Regions from separate parts of the Homo sapiens genome. Here region 1 is linked to region 2. Evidence: chromatin loops called from intact Hi-C (ENCODE). Cell type or tissue: heart left ventricle. All regions are shown on one strand. Each heading gives the region's core, and the rest is flanking DNA. Links, peaks and the distances in the headings are about the cores only.

Region 1 (8,330 bases), core at 112-8,111, 240 kb after region 2:
AGTGTTTGTTGAGTGAATGAATGGGCCTAAGACCTTATTGGTGCATGTTGAGAGTGGATAAAAACAAAGACAAATCGGCCTCCCTGGTTAGAAATGGATTTTTAGCACCAAGTAAAGGCCTGGGCATTGGCCCTTGTCATACGGGCAAGCTGTCATAAGACTTTAAGAAATAGAGGATTGTCATCTGAGCTTCTGGGAGCAGTAGAAAGAAGAAATACAGCCTCATGTCCAAATATCTCAACAGCCTCTTGATCTACATCTAGAATGGAGAGGTAAGGGGCAGGGATGGGGTCAACCAGTATGGAAACTGCCTTCTGCCATTTCAAAAATTCAAACTTCATTCCTCTGATAAGCCTCAAAACACCCTTCCTAAATACAAACATGTACTGATTTTGGTCAAAGGCACTGACAAGTTGCCCAATCTGAAGGCTCAGTGCTCTGTCCTTTATGGGACAATGATGAAGGGCAAAAGGGACAGGAACAAAAATGCCTCCACAAAGCAGGCATACTCTTTACATAAGACTGCCTTGTCCTGGCCGGGCATGGTGGCTTACTCCTATAATCCCAGCACTTTGGGAGGCTGAGGCGGGTGGATCCCCTGAGGTCAGGAGTTTGAGACCAGCTTGACCAACATGGAGAAACCCCGTCTCTACTAAAAATACAAAATTAGCCGGGCGTGGTGGTGCATGCCTGTAATCCCAGCTACTCGGGAAGCTGAGGCAGGAGAATCGCTTGAACCCAGGAGGCAGAGATTGCGGTGAGCCAAGACCTGCGCCATTGCACTCCAGCCTGGGCGACAAGAGCCAAACTCCATCTCAAAAAAAAAAAAAAAAAAAAAAAAAGACTGCCTTGTCCATGAAATCGATATTTTCTTCATATAAGACTTATTTAAAGAACTGTTCGTGGTCAATTTATAAAAATTAGAAAGGAAAAAGTTCGTGAAATGTATGCAGACCACCCCTGCTCGATAAGACCATGGATGTGTGATCCTGAGCTTGTCTTCCCCGCACCTTCGAATTCTCAGCTATGTTAGAAAGTAGGAGGGTTTAGAACAAAAATAAAAACATTCGTATCGAGTTATCATGATGACAGACTGAGATAAATGTGCAATACGTGGTCATTTATGAAGAGTTATGCATATATTTGTAACAGGTCTCAGCTGAAACCAAACTGGGATTTCCACTCTGGCCGATGAAGGAAGGAGTGAGCGGGTGTCCCTGAGTAGGGTTTGGTTTTGTTTATTGCCTGGCGGAAAGGAGAAGGGATTTTGTAGCAAGTACCTGGAGGAGAGAGATGTCAAAAAGAGGCTACAGCTCCCGACTTCTGCAGGGAGGATGAGCAGGGCTCCAGAGCAACAGCAACAGCAACATTCTCCATGAAAATGTCTGGCAGCTCTGGGGACCAGGTAACAAAACAGACAAGTGTAGTGGAAAAGGCACTCCCCATACCCTCCATTTCAGCCAGAATTTCTACATTAGGTCAGAGGCAAGCAGGGGATCCTGGGACCTGAAAGGTCTGCTGCTTAGGGACACCAGGGCAGGAGCAGGAATGGGGCCTATGGACACCCGCGGGTGGGAATGCTGATGGAGGTGAGGCTGGCAGGAGACAGGCCAGGTGCACCCCTAAAGCGCAGTGAGACAGCATCCGACGAAGCTGCAGAACTGGGAGTTTCATGTTATTTTTGTTTTGTAAGCATAGAGAAAGCTGCTTTGGGGAAGAAACAAAACACTCCTTAACCTGAATCCTGGCTAATCCAAAATCAATACATGTTGCACTATTACCCAACTCCAGATGACCCAGCAGCCTCAGAGCCTTGTTGTTACTGCCTCAGTGATAAAAGTGACCAGTAAAGCATGGTCATCATTACCTTGTCAATAGTACCCCCTCCCAATCCACTGCCCCAAGTCATTCAGGCATGTGCTCCCCACTCTCGAACCCATGACAGACCCCCATGGTGAGCTTCCCCAACCTCAGACGCCACTGCTCCCAGAGACTTGCTCGGCCATCTCCAGCTGGAGAGCCATTTCTCCAGAAATATGTTGGCTCTTTGAATTCATCATGAAACAGCTGGATATCTATATAGCCTCGTGCATTCAGGCATAGATAAGACTTTATTTCCTGAGGGACTCTATGGCAATGGAACTACTTATGATTCTCTGTCAATGGTTGTCCACCACTGTTCTGCTATGTCCGTCCTGTCTGTCATTTCAGCGACCGGCTCCTGGAGCAATGGTAATCTGAGACACAGCTCCTGGTCCCTCTTCCAGCGTCATCATAGCCTGGGGGCGCAGGAAGGATAAATAATAATTACAGCGCCACTGTGTCAACAGGACGGTATTTTGTCTTGCTTGGTTTGTGTTTTGCTCATTCGCTGCTAAACCATCATTGGTTACTTGGGTACACGAGGGAATGGAGGAACTGTTGAACAGGAAAACAACAGGAACTGTCACTCAAGCAAAGCCCTCTGTGCTGCTACCCAAGGGAAGGCTTTGAGGGTAGAGAATCAAGAGTTGGATTTTTAACTAATGGCAGACATCAGCCCCAAACGAAAACTGACCAGGATCTTGCAAAGAGTGTGCATGATCTTAGGACAGATTTCAAGGCCAATGAGTTACAGAAAAGATCTTGAGGCCACAAAGCATCCCAAAGGGTCCTTTGTACTTCTGGGTAACAGGTATGAATATCTTCCAAATGAAATAAAATCCTGTAGATTTGCGATAGCTAATAAATGAATATTTCTAACATTTCTCAGTATTTTCCATTGATTATGAAGCAAAATAGCTTATTTGCAATTATTAACATTTTATTGATTCAAAAAAATGTTTTTGTGCTACTATTGCACTTTATTCTGCCCATATTTTTTATTATCTACCATGCTGGATAAATTACTGATTTTCAGTTAATAAAAACTTCCCTAGACCTTCTGTAAAGCATAAAAGAATCTCTGATTCCTAAATGCTGTCGGTATCAAAGCAGCCAGAACTCATCCTCCCTGGGAGACGTGGTGACGACAGAAGACGCTTCGGTTTCTGCCCTTGCCCTCATGGCCTGATGAGAATTTGCTTCCATTCTTAGTAACCTGTTGGGTCTGCACAACCCATGCCTGCTGCTCTTCCTCATCCCCGCAAGCCTTTCCTCAGATCTGACACAGACTTCCTGAGCTAAACCCTCTCCCAGGAAAGGGCCCTATCTCCTCTTCCCCTTCCCTGGTCATATGGAGACCTGAAGTCCTAGACTTCCAATGAGAGTAGTCCTGACTTGATGCAATATTATTTTTTCACTAAAAATGAGTTTTAGCCGGGCGTGGTGGTGGCTCATTCCTGTAATCCCAGCACTTTGGGAGGCTGAGGTGGGCAGATCACCTGAGTTCGGGAGTTTGAGACCAGCCTGACCAACATGGAGAAACCCCGTCTCTACTAAAAATATAAAATTAGCCGGGCGTGGTGGTGCATGCCTGTAATCTCAGCTACTCGGGAGGCTGAGACAGGAGAATCACTTGAACCTGGGAGGCAGAGATTGCAGTGAGCCAAGATGGCGCCATTGCACTCCAGCCTGGGCAACAAGAGTGAAACTCGGCCTCAGAAAAAAAAAAAAAATGAGTTTTCATCCTATTTTTTGAAAGCTGCACTAGGGACATTGCATATAAGAAAGAGCTCCATTGTGAAAATGTCCTATCACCTCGTAACCTTGGCAAGCCCACACTCCTACAGTCCTTCCTGTGGAAACGCAGGGGACACGGCACAGAGCCCTGGCTGGCTGCTCAGCTCAAGTGTCCCAGCCCAACCCCACCACACAGCAACTCTGCCAGCCACTCCCCAGGAAGCTCTCCAGGTATGACTGTTGCTGTGCAGCACCACTTGGGAGAAAATACCTTACATGTATAACCAAGTGAGAATTAATTTTAGAATTATTTAAGAATGTTTACATTGGAAACAGTTGTCTCTTGACCTAGGAACTGGAAAATGAGGCTGTTGTTGTCAGGGCCCATACCCCTCCATAGGCAGTGTCACCAGCAAGGGTGTGGACGCATCCTGCTCACTAGATCATCAGCCACCTATGGCCGAGAGGCGGGTCTAACCTTCCCCACGTGTGGCCAGGATGATGTCACGTGTCCCTCCAGCCCTGGAGACCACATTTCCCAGCCTCGTGGGTGGCTGGGGTGGGGAGGGGGTCCTGAGAAAGCTCTGGGAAATTGATTGTGAGCAGAAGTGACGCGCATCTTACTCAGGCTTGGCCCTGAAGCCTCCCATGGGATCCTCCATGCTGTTTTTCTCCTCATTCACCTCCTGGATTCACAGAATCCAACTGAGAAACCCAGGGCCCAGGAGGATGGCAGGGCCACGTGATGGAAGGGCCGTGGATCTCTGAGTGATGGTGTAGGGTGCAGCACCCCACCTTGACCTACAGCCAGCCCTCATGGATGGGGATGCCAGAAAGAAAGAGCTTTGGGGCTGCGGGTGGAAGCCGATTCCCTGGACCAATACATCACAGCATCTGCCAAGCCCCTGCCAGGGACTCCAAAAACCTGTGTTGAATGGACAAAATCACCAAGTGAGTAGAACACGAAAAGATTTCCTGACAAAAGAGTTGAGAACGAAATGGCCCTGTGCCCAGATGTGGGTCCATAGGGCAAATGACCCCACTTAAGGTGTCAGGTATCCAGCTCAGTTCCTGAAGCTGGATTGGTGACCAGGGCACCCAGCTGCAGTCCCAGCAGGACCTGCTTCCACTAATCCCAGGCACAAGAGACCTGGGGGACATTCTCAACCTTAAGGAAGCAGTGAAGCGGCCTGGAACCATGTGCCTAGTTCTGTGCTCACTCTACCCCACCCGACCAGGGTGAGACGCACACAGGAAGGCACAGACTGACCTGTGGTCTTGTAAGAGCCAACCATAGGCTCTTTCCTCAGGGAACAGGGCCCAGCGAGGGGGTGGCACTAAGCTTGCTCTAGTTGGCAAAACTCCACCAACCTCCAACACACGCTGTCCTCGCCTCACCTCCAGCCCAGTCAGCATAACCTTTAGACCACAAACTTTGTCAAAGGTTACACACACAGCACACAGGCCTGGCTTGCCAGGGAGGGACAGGCAGCAAGCCAGTGGCTTTTGCCAGCAGTCCCAGCCAAACCTTTGTGACAGGACACTGTAGAAGGTGACTCCTGGGACAGAATAGATAGTGTGGTAAGGGTACAAGTGAATTGATGCATTCAAGGGCTGTTTCGAGTCCTGGGGGTGCAGAGATGGAGAGACTCCCTGAGGAGTTTGCAGCTGAGAGGGAAAACCTCACCAACAGACCACTGCAACTGGCACAAGCGAGCACCGCCAGGCATGCATGTGCCCTGTGACATCAGAGCACAGAGGAAAGAATACGCAAAAGGTGGTCAGGGGAGGCTTCTGGAGAAGGTGTGGTTTGCATTGTGGGTGCCCTGCTAGCCTGACCTTGGGTCTCTGTTTTCCCACAGAGCTGCAGGCCCTACTGCAATGCCGGGCTCTGCCTGAGGATGCTCCCTGCACACTCCACTCAGCCTCTCCGGGTGGGTTCGGGAACTGATTGAGAGCCTGCCTGGGCAACAAAGCTGGTGATGGGAGGCACTGCAGAAGTCAGAGGGTAATCTCCCCAGCTTCTTAGCCTCCAGAGAAGACAACACCAAAGCCAGTTCTGCGCTTGCCCTTGAGGTCTCCAGGGACTGTGCCCCAGTGTCCAGTGGTGACAGCTCATCACATATAGCATGCACGTCCTACACTTGCCAGCACTTCCTGGAATAACTTCAAGAAGAAACCTTTGGAATCAGAGGAAACCCTTGGAGTCAAAGGAAAACCTTGGAATCGAACTTGTTGCAGGAACACAGATGACGGAGGAGGGAACACCCAGAAGAGAGTGAGAGTGTCAGAGGTTGGGGACCCGGCGCACACAGTCCTCGCATATGAAACAGCATCTGGTATATGAGAAACAGCTCAGGGCTTCTCCGCAGCCAGGGCTGTGTGGCTGAGAAGTAGGCAAGGGGCATGTCACAAAGAGGCTGGTGTGCACACTGCCATTTCACCCATGTGTATTACGAAAGCATCCATCCAAAGATGTGTGCAAGGAGGCACATAGCAGCTTTGTTACTCACTATTGCCAGCTGGAAAGCATCCAGGCATCCATCAACAGCGCAGCACTACCTCTGTATGCTGGAACACTCCTCAGCAATTAAAAGGAGCCAACTGCAGATGCATGTAATCGGCCACACAGATGAATCAATAAACCGGAAGCGTGTATACTCTACGATTCCGTTTATACGAATTTCCAGAAAAGGCAAAGCTAAGCTATGTTGACAAAATGCTGCCAGTGTTATCTTTGGGGAGTTGAAGGTGGGGATTGGCTGGGAAGGGGCAGAAGGGAACTTTCTAGGGCAATGGTGATGCCCTATATCTCTATAGAATTTGGATTATGGAAGCGGATGCATTTGCCTAAATACATCAGATTGTTCTGTTAATATATGTTCATGTCTTTGAATGAAAATCTGACCCCTTCCCCCCAAAAAACAACTGCTAACAAATACTGAAATCTAGTCAATAACATTCATGCTAAAGTGTTAGGGTGGCATGTACTGATGTCTGAAACTTCCATGCAATGCATTAAAAAAATGAGATGGACATGGTGATAGGGCAGAGAGATGGAGACATGTGGTAGAGCAAAGATAGTAAAAGGTTAATCATGGGATCCAGTTGTCAGGAGGATGTCCACCTACACTGTGAACACAATTCTTCACTGTACAATTATGTCAGCTTTTCTGCATGTTGTAAAGTGTTTATAATAAAATGTTAACAGAATAAAGGAACTAAGGTGCCATGCCAACATCAAGACTGACACACATTGCAGCAGAGGTATGGGGGCTCCTAAGGGTGGGTGACACCATCACACTGATGTTGAGAAGGGCTAGGGAGGAACCAGGTTGGTGTCATGCAAAATGGTTGTGAACACAACAGTTAGCAAGCTGTCTTGTGCTTCACTGAGGAGGAGCATCAGTGAGATAGGTGTGGCATCTGGAGACTCCCAAAATGCAGGGGTGCCAGGACCCAGGGGCAAGAAGTCAGGGTGACACCTGGTTCCTGGCTTGAGTTGCTCGTGGATGTGGCCTAGATCCTGAGCTTTAGAAGAGACAGCTCTGGGCATCTACAGGACAGGGTGGCCTGCCCCTGGGCCTTCAGCCTCTGTTAGTGACTGTCCACTGGAAGCACTTAAATACTCCGAACTTCAGAACTTAAATACCCAACACTCAGAGCCAAGCATGTGTCTTTTCCCTGACAGTCCCAGGAACGGCCTGGTGAGAAGGAGGTGGGGAGAGGGAGAACTGGTTGCCTGCCTGTTGTACTGAGCTTGCCTTGCCCAGAGCTCCTCTGCAATGCCCTTGCCCTCCCACCAGCAGCACCCACTTTTCCTACACATCAGCTTCAACTGAGGACGCTTGCAAGTCTTATGTCCACCCTCTGTGCTCTTCTTTCCTGTGGGTGGGGATTCCCTGAGGATGGGATGCTGCTCATCCTCAGTTGGGCCTGCATTACTTCAGGGGAGTCAGGCAGGCCACCAGCCATGGCTCATTCCAATGGGAGAACCTGGCCACCTACCCAAAGGTGCACACACTAGCAGGCGGGCAGGCTGGAATCCAAGGCCAGTGTAGGTGGACTCTAGAACTTGGACTTTTTCTGCTACTTCCATGTGATGGCAAGCAGTGGGAGGAAGAGGAAATATACAGCAATTTATTATTTGCAAATGAGAACTTCCCCAGGATACTGAAGCCCAGGACAAGGGTGTGGTTTCAGATGCTCTGGGCATTTTGTCATCTGTGTGATTTTTCCCTTTCACTGGCAAAGGTGAGAATGTGTAAATCAATTATATAATGCAAAAAAGAGTTACCAAGCAAGTATTCACTGGGAGAACAAGACCCATTTAAAAAACAATGGGTTCGCATACTGGCATGATTTTCCAAAGTGGTATATTCAATTCTTTTAAAATAAATGTTTTTCCAGTTCTCCGTATGGAGGGCACCAGCTGCCCACGACCACAGTGACTTCCCAAGTATACTCTGGTGAAATGTCTGCTGGACTCTGCTGTCCCAGTTGACCCACACTGGAGCCTCAGCCCTGGCCAGCTGAACGAATGTGCTGGAAGGAGCCATCAGACTCACCCACAGAACAGCTTGAACCTAGAGACTACATGTAGCAGGGGTTATGGAAATCCCCAGCTTAAACAAAAGAAACTGAACACAGTGACCTACTCCAGGGCCCTGCAGAGGGACCACAGGCTGTGTCTGAAGAAGGATATGCCTGAAAGGACCCTGGATGCCCCC
Region 2 (8,330 bases), core at 304-8,303:
CAAGGGGAAGGGTGAGATCTGGGAGAGATGGAGGCACGGAGGTTCCAGTCCCCTTGGGATGAGCTGTCCCTCCCAGGCAGGCACTCATGGTGGCTTTCCTAGACTCCTTTGATCAAAGCATGCTCTTGCAGCAGCACATGCACGGCCTTATCCTGCTGCCTGTGAAATGTCCAGCTAAGCTGCCCTCTCTCCTTCTGACCCTGGTTGTCACTACAACTCAGATGGGGACCCAGCTTCCAGAAAGTTCTTCTGAACCCCTAAATCTTCCCCCTGGGAAAAGACTACATCTAAAAATAGGTAGAATCATCAGTTTTCGATGGGGAGATTATATATCAATTATGCATATTTTTACTTAATTACTTTTGTTTGTTTTCCTGGTTTTCCAAAAGTTCGTGTCCATTTTACATTTGAAAAAGGAGAATATATATTTTGGCATCATCCTTGAATGGCATGAACAATCCCTTGTGAAGAAGCCCCAGCGTCCTCCCATGAGTCCGGACCACCACCAGCACCAAAGACCTTGCCGGAGAATCTGGGCTTCGAGTCAGCTGAAATGTTAAATGGGCCTTTTTGCTATTAAAACTTCCCCCCCGCTTTGACTTAAATATAGTGGTGAGTAGCGCTGGAATGAGGTTTTTGTTCACCAAAAGTTTCTCCCAGAATAGAAACTGCCCCCAGTATTTTTCTTGGGAAGTACATCTATCTGGCAATGGTCACTGTTGACATTTTAAGCTAATGCACTCTGCTATGCAAAGTTAAGCCCAAAAAGCAAAGAGCTGTTTGCCATTTTGTGTTTCTTTTTTTTTTTTTTACCCAAACTCTGCCAGCTGGGGTAAAGACACCCTTACTAGTCAAACGTGCTCAGCACTTGGACTCTTTGCTTGTAAATTCCTGACACTCCAGGCACTGCCCGGGTTGGTTTGGCATCGTGGCCTTCAAGCTGGGGCAAGTGGCCCAAAGCCTTTCTTATCCTTCTCTCTGGCACTTGCGGCCTCCAGCAAAAGAAAAATTAGGACAGTGTTCTTTGCATGAGGATAGAGTTTCACATGCTCTGGTCTCTTCAGAGGGGCACCACTCCACAGATGAAAAACAGCCAGCCAAAAATTAAGCAGCTGGCCCCTCTGTCAATCCAAGTTCTGGGGTCTGGGGCCTAAAACACAGCACCTGTTGCAAGTAAGCAGTTGCAATGGTCCTGCAGCTGTGGGTGCTGTTATGCAGCCATCTCGTAGCAACAACACAGCAGTCGTTGTCAGTCTGACACGTGAGGATGGCATAATAAATGCATTTTGTCACAGCTCCTGCTGCCCCCCAGAAAGAAACCCTGCACAATTTAACAGGATCACTACAAGTCATCATAGAGAAACACTCATTTGACTGGGTCGATTAGCCTCTTGGACACCTTTCTACTAGGTTTCTATGGTTACCATGTTCATTATTTTTGTAGAACAAAACAGCAATTCACAATCTGCAAACCACAATCTCCATCAGATGCTGCAAACCCAACCCCCAACCCTTCCTGCTTTCCTCTGGCATCAGTAACCAGGATGATAGGAAAGTGCCCTGGAATGAAATCACTAAGCATTTAGGCACTTCACATTCTCTGTCCCTGCCGGGGAGAAGCCTGCAAGCACAGAGACAGGCAGGGATCCCAGGATCAAGGGGGCTGGAGAGGGGCAAGGGGTCGATATCACACCCAAATCTTTGGTAATACTTGTATGTTCATCTTGGCTTGGGATCCAGAGTAATTATTTTTTATCCTATCTACCTCTGTTGACATTTTGGCTAGATTGCTTTTCAGATGAAAAAGTTTTATTAAAGAATTGCTTCTGGAAAATAATTTTCAAACCAGTTCTGTGCATGTCGTGATCAAATTCAGGATAACATTGCAAACAGAGACTGTGAATTCCTGAAAAGATTTGGAGTGTGTATTATTATCCGTGTCTCATCTGCCACTTGAATGCAGACGCGGAAAATCTTGGGCAGTGGCCCTTTTGTCAGAAGGAACTAAATGGTACCGCCCTGCTGGAAATGATCCCGGCGGCAGCCCCCAGGCTCACAGCTAATTCAAAACATGAAATGACACCCCAGCATCCAGAATTGCAGGGCCTGTGCTCTGCTGCCTGGGCCCTCCACCAGGTGCCCCTTTCTGTGGCCTCTGCTTTGTCAGAGACATGCTGTGTAGAGCAGGGAACAGGCAGCCTTGACATCCTTACAAAGCACTCTCCTTGGTATTGTTCCTCTTATTTTATTAATACAAACTCTCACGCCTGTAATCCCAGCACTTTGGGAGGCAGAGAAGGGCAGATCACAAAGTCAAGAGATCGAGACCATCCTGGCCAACACGGTAAAACCCTGTCTCTACTAAAAATACAAAAAAAATTAGCTGGGTGTGGTGGCACGTGCCTGTAGTCCCAGCTACTTGGGAGGCTGAGGCAGGAGAATCACTTGAACTCGGGAGGTGGAGGTTGCAGTGAGCCCAGATCACGCCACTGCACTCCAGCCTGGCGACGGAGCAAGACTCCATCTCAAAAAAAAAAAAAAAAAAAAAAAAAAAAAGACACTGAAAGGGCACTGTCTTTTTAATTAAGTTGTTCTCTCTCCCCCGTGTCTTTAGTTCTATACAGAAAAAATGTCATATTTTATTATGCTCTGAAGTCTCTGTTTTAGTTTACTCTGACAAAGCTGTTGCTCAGAGTAAAAGTCAGCAAGTCACCCAGCCATAACACACATTGTCTATACCAGCAGGGCAAAGGTGAAATAATCCAGGGATTGTCCCCAACTCTCTTCTGACATGACGGATGGTTGGCCCAGTACCTGATGGTAACAGGAGCTACGACAAGCAGGAGTACTACAAGATGAAGGGAGATTTGGGACGATGTTTGATCTTTGAAGGTCACCCTTCCTGCGTACGAGGCAGAAGTCAAGCTGACGTCTCTAAGCTCCTCTCCTGGTTTTGAGCAAGCATGTTCCAGGAAGCTGATTTGTTATTTTGGCAAGTGACTGTTTATCATGATGCATTTCGGGGGAGTTGGGGGTCAGGTTTCCTGTTGCAGGGAGTTCTGATAGTTCCTGATATTTACATACATAGGTCTTCAACTATTGATGAAAAATGTAATGTGGGAAGGTGAATTTCAACCCTATGTGGTTGAAACTCAACAAAAAGAATATATAGAGATAAAAAGCTGGGGAGAATGTAGTCTGTATATTACGAGGATTCTTTGAATCCATGCATAGAAATTTGTTGTCTCCATTTTTCTTCCACACAGAACACTTAAAATTCAAAAGTCAGGAGAGGCAACTTTGATGCTGAGAGATGAGCTCTCCATGACATCTCCCTGAAATAGTTCGGATTTATCCTGCAGCCGCAAATCAGAGTCATGCATTACTTCTTTCTGAAAAACAAATTTAAAACCACCCGTCATTCCTCATCATTTGTACAAAAATCCTTATGAAAATGATTAAAGAAGGTAATGGAAGCACAACTCCCGCGTTGGTAAGGACAGAGCAAAGACCTTCCATAAAAGCTAGTTCCCTTCTCCTCCTTTTGAAAACCAAACCAAACAAAAATATCTGGCTGAAACGACAGTGAAACAGCAGAAAATTATTTACCTTCAAAATTGCAGACAAAATAACCCCCCACACACAGTTCAAAGAAATGAACTTGTAAATATTGTGACTTATTAAAACAACAAGGCTATAATTCACTTCACCTCCAGAAAAAAATCAAAACAGCACTTGCTTAACCTCCACAAGAACCCTGAGAAGTTGGCAATGCAAAGGACAGCTCTTTCTGCAGGAGCAGCAGGGAGAGGGAGACTTCGCCTCATGCATGTTTACACAAGGCTTAAAATAGATTTTGAGTGCCTAACGCTGCTCAGCGCCTTAGTGTAACTCCAATGCCAGCCTTCCCAGCAGCCAGTGGACTCCGACCTTGATCCCTGCACCGGTGCCAGGCAAGCCCCAGGAGCATGTGCTACGGAGCCAGTCCACAGAGCTCCCTCCTCAGGGACCCGACACCAGAACTGGACCTTCATCTGGCTGTCCCCAGTCACTCCCAGCGCCTTCTCAGGCATTTTCACTTTCTGGGCAGAAGGAGAGGTGGGCTGTCTCTTCAGTCTCAATACCCAGCTGTCCCAGCCAGGCATGGAAAGTGAAAGCTTGCTGCTGAGAACCACCCCGACTTACAGGAAGGAGCCCTGAGGTTTCTGTGACCCCAGGCCCTTGACTGGAAAGTGGCTACTGAGGCTGAGTGTCTCCTAGCCCTGCCCTGGTGTGTGCCTCCCTGGGGCAGAGGGCACATCTCAGTCATGCCCCTCTCCTCGGGAGGGGGAAGGCCCCACATGGCCCAGAGGTACTGGGGGACCAGCTCAAGCTCCTTTTGCCACAACACTTTTCACCAGAAAACTCTAAGCCTGCAGGGGCTGCCCCTCAGCCAGCTCCTGTGCACAGGTCAGGAAATCAGAGCCGCTGTCAGGCAGGGCAGGCCTCAAGTCCGTGAGCATTTGCCAGGTCAGAGCCTTCTCAGAGCTGTGGCCTGCTACACCCTACCTGCTAAACCTGCATGGAACCCTGGGCTGATCCCCCTAGGTCCATTTAAAACCTGGAGCTCTACTACCAGTTCTAGCCCAGGCAGCGCCTGCCAGCCATCGCAGAACAGCTCAGCACAGCCTGGCAAGGCCAGCAAGCCACTGGGCAAACCGGTTATCTCAGCAGGGCCCAGCAACAAAACTTTCTGCCAACTCAGGTGAAAGAGAGTGAGTACATGTCTGTAATGTCTCTGTGTATGTGTGTGTACATACAACACACACATACAGACATATATATACATATATATTGAGGTATATCTGCACATATATATGAAAGTATATATTTAACAGTAAATGTCCCACAAGTACAGGAAGCTGCATAAAGCAAACATGAAGTTTAATGAAGTCCTATAAGGCAAAAATGCTTGTAACCCCCAGCACCCACTCTAGAGCCTTCCCACCCCCCTACAGAACCCCACTCCCAAATCTCTCCTCCCTCCTGGGGCACAGCTGGGCTGAGTCTTATGGCCATTAGTTCTCTAGTTTTCTTTGTCATTTTATTACCCAAGTGAGATTCATCCTCCATGGAGCATAGTGTTGCCTTTTATCTTTGGCTATGCCTGATAAGTCAGCAAGTGCCCACGCCTGAGGTAGACATGGATATACATATATGCATGTGTGCATATGCATGAGTATGAAAGCAGATGCTGTAACATGCTTAGAACAGAATCCACACTCCTCTCCCGTTCAGGCTAGTGCCCTGCTATTTGGAACGCCATTTATTGGATAAACAACAGACAAGTATAAATTAATACCATACTTTAAAAAAAAAAACTGCATGTGGTGCCTCAAGCCTGAGCCATTAGAACAATTCCCCGAGTATGAGTGTGAAGCTACTCCCAGAGCCAGGAGGCCTCCATGTGTATCTCCACCACTCCCTCTGCAGCCCCATGGGTGGTGAGCCTGGGGACCCCAGTGAAACCATCTCCAGCTCCTACCAGATTTCCAGCTTCTTGAGGAAGGAGGCCGGCAGGGCTCAGTACATTGGCCACAGAACGCAGCCGGAGAAGGAATCCAGGGTGGTCTAGGCCAACCCGTACCCCCTTGATGGGGTCGATTGCCAAATGTCTGTGAATTTCGGGACCAGTTGTTACACACAGCCATTATTAAAAATTAAAATGAATAGATTTGCAATAAAATAAATTATATTAAAATTCAAGATAATAACCCCCACATTGTGTTATTATCAGTGTTCTCTAGGCTGCGTGTCTGTTTATCTGTCTGGTGATATATGTACGTCATCGTACTTAAGGTAGTGGCTCTGCACACCCTTTCCAACTCTGTTTTTGGTGACATGGCATTAGCTTTCCATTGGCTGTCATGGGAGGATTTATACCACAGACAATGACAAATATTACAAACCAGGTGTCCCATACATAAACACAATATACATCCATCCATATGCATATACCAAGCACACATATACTTACATGCCACACTTATATGCATGCACCACACAACACACACACACCACACTACACACAATACACTGTTGGTTCCTCCCCCAAATCCTCTAAGATTAAGAACTGGAAGCCAAGCATCTTTTAAGGCGGCCTTCCCAACCTGAGACCTTGGGTGGCCTCCCAGGTCTGAGAGAAGTTGGGATGTCTCATCCCCACCACAGGGAGGTGGCTCTGGGCAGGGCCAGAACCTGATGCGGGGCTAGTGGAGGCTGCAATGTGGTCAGGGATGGCCTGAGAGGGCTCAAGGCCCTCTGAGCAGAGCCCTGCTCACACCCAGGGTCCTTCAGTCAGGCAACAGTAGCCCAAGGTTTTCTTGGGCGATCTATGTCCCTGGCAGCATCTGCCCCCTTGGAATTGCAGGTGGTCTGCAGCACCTCCACACCTGGAACCCCACGAGGAGCCTTGCCTCTGCCTTCACAGCCTGTTTTTTGAGGACAACAAGGGGGCTCTGCCTGGTGCTGGGGATAGATCAGGAAAATGCCCCTGTTCATCCATCTACCTCCTGATCTCTTTTCATCCCAGACTGGCACACAGCTCCTGGAACCCTGGGAGTTTGCTGTTTTCTGTGTGCTAATGAGATGGTGGGTGGCTGAACTCTAGACAGTTTCAGGATGGCGGCTAGTGGCCAAAAAGACCAACCATGATGCCACTTCATCCCCAACCCAGAGAGGGGGGGAGCAGCTGGAGACTGAGTCAGTCACTAATGGCTAATGATGTATCAATCACACCTACATCATGGAACCTCCACAAAATCCCCAAACAAAGGGGTTTGGGGAGCTTCCAGGGTGGTAGAAGCATCCACATGAAGTGGGGAGCTGTGCACTGAGAGGACAGGGAAACTCCACACTTGTTTCCCCAATACCTTCTCCTATGCTTCTCTTGCATTTGGCCACTCCTGAGTTTATCTTTCATAACAAAACCATAATTGTAAGTAGAGTGCTGCCCTGCATTCTGTGACTCATTCTAGCAAGGGATTAAGCCTGGGAGAAGGTCATAGGAGCCCCTGATTTCACAGCCGGATGACCCTTGGGCCTTGTGGCTGGTGTCTGCTGTGGGGCAGAGTCATAGGACAGAGCCCTTCACCTCCAGTGTTCATGGCATGAACTTGTTGGACACCCAGGTGGCGCCGGATAACTGGAGAACTGAGAATTGAGAATTGCCACTTGCAATGACACCAGACAAGTGCAAAGTCAGACAAAGTCCTGTGTCCTCTCTAAGAAGGCCAATGCCCCTAGTTATTCTTTAAGCCTGAATCCAAGGGTCTCTACTATGTCTCCTTCTTGGCTGTGGAAGACAGCCCCCTCCACCCTCCCATCCCACTCCCCGGCAGTCCCCAGAACATTTCCATGGCATTTATCACTACAGAGAGGTTTGGATAGGTCTAGGAAGTTAAGACCTCCATAGGCCAGGTGGACCTGGGCTCACCCATCCTTTTCCTGCCACCTGTGCCCCACCCACATCTCCAGAGCCCAGACCCCAGGTCTGGAGCCTCTTCTCACAAATACACCATGCCCAGCCGTCACACCTGGGACCCCATGATGCTGTATGTTTCCTGCTGTGTCTCCCAGCAGACTCTGCTCCACCACTGCCACCTGGGCAATTCGCAGCAAGTGCATCCAGACCACAGGCATTGGCAGCAGGGAGTCAGGCCCGGGGCAGAGACAAGAGCCAAATCCTGATGTTGACATGCAAAGGATGCCACACCTCCAGGGACATCCAACAGGCAGCCAGTTCCAGCCAGTTCCAGCCAGTTCCAGGGGATGAAAATACAGAGATCCTTTACCCGCCTCCACCCCCTCTCCAAGCAAAATTGCCCAGTGCTCCTTTGAAGACTCCGAGGTTGCATCTAAAATGCTTCTGGAAATTACTGTTTGAGGTGTCACCCACCTCCCACATCCAGCCCCTCACAGGCACCTCAGTTGTGCAAGAAGGAGGAAGAGCTGGGGGAAAGATTAAATAGAAGGTGTTGGCGGGAGTAGGGGGAAGATGAAATGACAGGAAGATAAACACGGGGTCCTACACCAATGAGACCCAGGGTTGGGGCTGGGTGACCACAGCCAGCCACTTGATGTCTCCAGCTCTCTTTAAAATAGAGACGGAGTGAAATCTTTCTTGTTGTGGCAACAAAGTGAGGGAGGCACGAAGAACCTCTGTGAATGTGATGAGCCCACTGAGGAGAGGCGAGACCACCAGGGCAGGCGGGGCTGTCCTCACCAGCTGGCCCCCTTGGGCCCAACACCCCCCTGCCTGCCCTTCGGCCCCTGCCTGAGGGAAAGAGGAG

The links. A loop is a pair of places that touch in the nucleus more often than their neighbours do. Peaks named below come from ENCODE experiments on the same cell type or tissue, not always from the same donor. Only the 100,000 strongest peaks of a DNase experiment are listed, where the experiment ranks them.
Region 1: it touches region 2 in a loop (4-fold over the local background); 2 of 110 quality-filtered maps call a loop at or near these places.

Annotation. Positions count from the first base shown.
Region 1 is chr9:89,753,755-89,762,084 of GRCh38, reverse strand. No RefSeq gene overlaps it. Among named protein-coding and RNA genes, the nearest start is that of LINC03062, 120 kb to the right of the region's middle. RefSeq lists enhancers at 3,720-4,219, 4,220-4,721. In heart left ventricle, for the core only: no CTCF peak of the experiment used is centred there; a DNase peak (open chromatin) is centred at 5,056.
Region 2 is chr9:89,995,703-90,004,032 of GRCh38, reverse strand. No RefSeq gene overlaps it. Among named protein-coding and RNA genes, the nearest start is that of MIR4290, 24 kb to the left of the region's middle. RefSeq lists enhancers at 4,079-4,168, 4,219-4,268, 4,279-4,348, 4,389-4,558. In heart left ventricle, for the core only: a CTCF peak has its summit at 3,807; DNase peaks (open chromatin) are centred at 3,942, 4,432 and 6,393; H3K4me3 peaks cover 926 bases; H3K27ac peaks cover 3,779 bases.